Linked DNA regions of Homo sapiens: region 2 is linked to region 1. The links are chromatin loops, found by intact Hi-C in ENCODE. Cell type or tissue: endothelial cell of umbilical vein. All regions are shown on one strand. Links, peaks and the distances in the headings refer to the core of each region. The heading gives the core; the rest is flanking DNA.

Region 1 (2,935 bases), core at 275-2,774:
ACCACCACGCCCAGCTAATTTTTTTACTTTTAGTAGAGAAGAGCTTTCACTATGTTGGCCAGGATGGTCTCGATCTCTTGAGCTTGTGATCCGCCCGCCTCAGCCTCCCAAAGTGCTGGGATTACAGCCTGCTTCCCACAATCTTAACCAGTCTTGTCTCATCTTCACATAGCCAACTCCTTCTTATCCCTTTGATGTGTACAAAAATCACTTCTTCTTGTGGCCCTTATAATCACTCACATCCTAAATGGCATATGTGTTCCTACTATGCTCCACTGTAGCCCATAACTATCTTTCACCTTGTTAAATTTTCAGCACTTTCCACTGTATGAAATGATCTTAAGGGGTTGTCCTGTCTCTCCTATAGTAGAGTGTACCACTGGAAGAGGCAGAGACATTTTCTGTCTTAATGTTGGTATGTAGTGGGGTCTGACCATCAATATCAGTTGAATTGGCATGGGAATGGATGACTCTGTACATAGGAGGCCAAACAAATAAAAATTTTAAAACCGCTTATCTGACAGGATCACGCTTTTTTCACTTCGGCTGTTGTTAGTTTTAATTCTCTGAAGTTATACATGGTTAGATAAAATGGTCTATGAAAGTCCTGGGTGGTGATGGGACTAGAGACAAGGATTCAAAATGTATTATAGCAAATTTATGTGTAGAAAAAAACACGTGGTTAATTAAGACTTGCTTTCTGTCATTTTATGAAGGTATCTATGTAAGGTCCTAGTTTTCTCCATTATACATAGCTGAAAGAAACACCAGTAATGAAACGTTTTTGTATTATTCTCACTCCAAAAGCCTAGTTATACTGAGGGCGGCCAATAGATCTACTATGGGATACAATGAATATTTAATTTACTTTGATGAAAAGGTGTCATAAGAGCCTTTGACAACCCACAGTGAAAACTTGAGGATGATTTTATTAACTCAAACCCGATAGCATATGTTGTGCAAACTAAGACATCAAAGACTTTTTAAATTAATACCTGGGAATTTCTTGGGAGAAGTAACTGCATATTAGGATTGAGAACAACTCTAAGTTGTCACATATTGAAATTTGTTTTTAATTACTGAAAAGTCATTTTCTCTTATTTCTGGCTCGGGTAAATAGTAGGAAAAATAACACACACATACACATACACAAATGATATCAAATTAAAAGAGAGAAAACAAATGTGAAAGGATTATGGTGTGAACTGTTTGCTTTCCAGCATATTAACTGTACCCATGAACTCTCATCTCCCGCCCCACAGAAAAAAACTAATTATTGGAATTTTTTAGTGAACAGGAAGGATATCAGAGTACGATACTTTCTGTTTCCCTTAAATGCATACCATTTTCTCTATTTTCATAGTTTACCAGTTTCCCAGTAGATGGCACCATTGTGACTCACAATGTTGCTCCACCTTGTAAGGAAGTATTATACACACTTTCAATTTCAAAACATTTGTAAATAGTGCAGTATAGTAACACTTGCGGTGGTGTCTTAGAACACAAATACTTCTACAGTATCTAGAAGACATGTCAACTGTTGAAAGCCAATAAATGTCACAAGAACCCCCGTAATTCCTTTGTATATGTGTGATTTCATATCTTATAATTTTTATACATTTAAATTATTTTAATAAAAATGTGCTTACATACATGTACACACATATGTGTATGTATGCTTATAAATGTCTAAAACTGTATAATTATTTAATGATTTACTTACTACTCTTACTATTTCTTTCTACCTGGATTAATGTGACAAGCCACTCAGAGAAACTGAAAATTCCCATGGGCTTCTCCAGTTGTTCTTGGGAAAAAGGAGACTAGAACAGTGATTTCAGATCTGGAATACACTGGACTCCAACCTCAGATTTTCTCTTTGCTGCCTGTATTACCTAAAGCAATTGACATAACCTCTCTGATATTCAATTTTCCCACCTTTAAAATGGGGAAGATGGCATATACCTGGCTGTGTTGCTGTTAAGGGTAAGTTTTAAGCTGTGTGTGTGTGTGTGTGTGTGTGTGTGTGTGTGTGTGTGTGTTGCAAAAATAAATACAGTGACTGTTATAGAGTAGAAGTTCAAAAATGGTGGCTGCATTCCGATTACAGCTTGCATTAAAGTTGAATATTAAGAACAGGAGAGATCGATGATGGTGTGTTTTGTAACCTTCACACGGTTTTCTATATCATAGGATGAGTCCTAGCTTTCAGAGATTTCCTTGCGCCTATGTCTACCCTTTCTTTTGGTCCTAGAAAAGGTCACAGATTTAAAGTAAGTCAATGTGGAACATTAACATGGCTCATGCAGGTTCTGTGCAGCTGTCTCTATGGGTTCTTGAAATAAAATAGGGCCAAACCAGGCACTTCAAATGGTAGATTTGAACAATAAATGATAACCACTGTCTCTAATATCCAAATCATTCCCTACTCATCCTTCTTTAGGCTCATAGTTCATTGCACTGTCTTCTTAAATAACTACCCGAACACAACTCCACTTTTCTCACTTCTAATGCGTACATTTTTAGCAATAGGTTTTGGTTAGGGTCTTCTCTGTCCACATACTACAACTGTGAGTACATGACTGACCCACACTTTTAACTTGGTGCTTTTGGATTCAGGCAGATGTTTAGTTCCAAGAAGCCTTTGAGAATCATGTTGTACTTACAGAAGCACTCACTATGCTTCCTTTTCCAAGTGATTAGTCTTTCACTATTAATTCATTCAACAAATATTGATGCAACACTTTGTATGCCAGTTACTATGCAGACACTAAGTTGTGCCCTCATGGTCCTTCAACTTTACCTGAAAATAATATATTTTATTTATTTAACCAATATTAGGTATCAAGTGTTTTACAAACATTGCCTAATTTTATCCTTGTAGAACCCTAGGAACTAGAGGCCATAGATTAAAGATGTGGAAACTAAGACACAG
Region 2 (2,935 bases), core at 118-2,617, 120 kb before region 1:
GCATATGTGCAGAAAAGAGCATAGTAATCGGTATCTTCTGTTAGTTTTTTTTTTTTTTTTCCTTTTTGAGACAGAATTTCCCTCTTGCTGCCCGGGCTGGAGTGCAATGGCGTAATCTCGGCTCACTGCAACCTCCACCTCCCGGATTCAAGCCATTCTCCTGCCTCAGCCTCCTGAGTAGCTGGGATTACAGGCATGTGCCACCATGCCCGGCTAATTTTTGTATTTTTAGTAGAGACGGGGTTTCTCCTTGTTGGTCAGGCTGGTCTTGAACTCCCGACCTCAGGTGATCTGCCTGCCTTGGCCTCCCAAAATGCTGGGATTACAGACGTGAGCCACTGCACCCGGCCCTATTTTCTGTTAATTTTATGGAAAGGAAATGGTCTTATAGGAATTTCCAGAAGGCACTAATTTTGATATTTGTCCTTTTCTTTTGTGCCTCTTATTCAAAAGTCACCAGAGTTCTCTTGTGGACCTGTGGGAACAGCAGGACCCAGAGTTTACTATATAACCTGCTCTTTAAAGGAAAAACAATCTCCTTCAAGGGATTCCTGTAGGTTGGGGCATTTTGGCCCCTTTATTGCTCTGGACTTGTTGATAAAGCTTATTAACCTCAGTGTTCTAAATGGTACAGTTAAAATGATTTACTAAGCCCAAGAAACACAATGAGGATATGACAGAAACATCTTGATATGTTGCTGGAGGTTTAAGAAAGTCTTGTTGCTTAGTTGTGACTTTTAATTTATTTCTTTGTTTTCCCCTTCACAATGTCTTATTTCAATAAAAACTTTATAGTTTTTCACAGTAGCTCTCATAGTGATGGTGGCAGAGCCTTTGCTGAGCTGAGGCAATATCAGAGAGGTTGATAGTAAGCTCTTTGTTTGGAAATTGGGGATTGTAATTTATTGCATTATTTTTAATAAATGAAAAATTACCATTATTCATAGTTGTAATTTGACATTTATCTGTCATTAATTTTTGCAATATGTTTTTGTATATTGCAAAAATGCAATTTGACAATGTAATTTGACATTTATCTCAGACTGTATGACTTTTTACAATATGTTTTCCCCAATATTTTATATATATAAGCAAGCAGGGCCTGTATGATTTTCTTTGCTCTTGCCACACCAGTTGTATTCAAGCCAAAGACAATCCACCCAGTGGGTGATTTATAACATAGCTATTTTTTAAAGAGATATAAAGCACTGTATTGCTTTATCAGTAAGAATATACAGACTTTTAAAAAACATTATTTCTAATATATTTATATATCAACAAGGATCAAAACAAATTTTGTTACTGGAACTTTATCACAAACCATGTTTTTAGTGAAGAAATAGCTATTATACTTTCTTGTACAGTTCGTTCAAAGGAGGACATGTGTTTTGTCAACGAGGAAAGAAATCAATGCTATTTGTGATATTATATACCTCATTTGAATATTTTATCTATTTCAATAAATTGAAAATGAGTTCCTACTTTCTTTTCCATATGCTGATTTTCATGATTTCTTTTTCTATAGAGAAAAATATAGCTGAGCAGATTTTTAAATGCAGCATTGGCAGTGTTACAGGTCTTTAATTTTGTTGGCATTGTTCATTTTGCCTTTTTTTGTTTTTTTTTTTTAGTTTTGTGATGTGAGGTGATGTGATGGTCAAAAATGTGGACTTTTTAAGGCCCGACAGGGGGAGCCAATTCCATATTCTATTGAGATTTCCTGGCATTATTGCAGTTGTCCATTTGTCACGGCCAAAATACTTTCTTTAGCCTTGGCTGTCCATAGGGCTCCGTAACAGATACTCTTTGCTAAAAATAATACAGTATTTTATATTAATTACCTTTCAGTCATTAATATTGAAATTATTAATCTATTGAGATAATGCCTAGGAAACTGAAATAGGGTCATTATTTTAAAATGTATGATATCATCATTCAAGGTAAAGTTAATCTTATAAATATAACCTTTTCACAATAAAGATCAATGTAGAATATATGGAACATTTTAATGCTCATAAAAATTCTTTAGTATAATATTTTATGGTTAGATTAATAAACATGGGACCATCTCTTCTCAGATTTTTAAGCAAATCAAATTTATAAAATAATTAAAATCACATGACTCTATTATATGACTTTTTTAAAACCACATACCTTACTTTAAAAAAAGTAAAGATCCTAAACTAAGTTCAAGGTCTACCACAATGAATCATTTAGGATGGTATTGAATTCCCATAATTGTTTGGTTCTGTGTTTTGTTCTCAGTAAAGAAAGTGGAATGGTTTTATTTATTTGAATTATATAGGGTATATCTTATCAAAAGACATTCTAAGATTACAAAAACATTCAATGTGATACATTTATCTTGACAAGGAACATGGAATTATATGTGCAAGAACATTCATTTGTTTTCATAGTTTAGAATATATAAAATTTTATAATTTCTGTGCATTTATCACTTTGTAAGCCTTAATTCCCTAGTTAGCTACGTATCTATATATCCTAAGATATAATATATGATGAGTGCATTTTAGTTGTCTCGCACATGTAGACACGTGCAGACATGCACACACACACACACACAAATATAGACATCCTCTTTGTTTTTATTTCCTGTATATTCACTAACATGATAATGGACATATATTATGTGATAAATTATATTGTGTGTTAAATAACTACCATAGATTACCTATTTTAAATTTCAAGAGCAATAAATCTCTGTTGCTAAAATCAAGCACTAGGCTTTTATGGAACTCTTCCTATTTTTTAAAAAACTTAACTTTGTTTCTGCTAGAGCTTCGTTTGAGTATGATTATGCTATCAGGAGCCTAAAATGCAATAGCATTTAATGAATTTTTGGTTTGATTTTGAAAAAAAAATGGATATGGTATACATCGTTTTCTAATTTTAAAAAGTAATCTCATTAGCCTTT

What was found. Peaks named below come from ENCODE experiments on the same cell type or tissue, not always from the same donor. Only the 100,000 strongest peaks of a DNase experiment are listed, where the experiment ranks them.
Region 2: it touches region 1 in a loop (5-fold over the local background); 17 of 110 quality-filtered maps call a loop at or near these places.

What each region holds. Positions count from the first base shown.
Region 1 is chr4:20,417,669-20,420,603 of GRCh38, forward strand. The region is part of intron 4 of SLIT2 (slit guidance ligand 2); the gene reads left to right. Among named protein-coding and RNA genes, the nearest start is that of SLIT2-IT1, 27 kb to the left of the region's middle. RefSeq lists enhancers at 1,267-1,336, 1,457-1,506. In endothelial cell of umbilical vein, for the core only: a CTCF peak has its summit at 1,385 (motif pointing right); a DNase peak (open chromatin) is centred at 1,433; H3K4me3 peaks cover 290 bases; H3K27ac peaks cover 648 bases.
Region 2 is chr4:20,298,039-20,300,973 of GRCh38, forward strand. All of the region lies in intron 4 of SLIT2 (slit guidance ligand 2), which reads left to right. Among named protein-coding and RNA genes, the nearest start is that of SLIT2, 48 kb to the left of the region's middle. In endothelial cell of umbilical vein, for the core only: a CTCF peak has its summit at 1,666 (motif pointing right); a DNase peak (open chromatin) is centred at 1,703.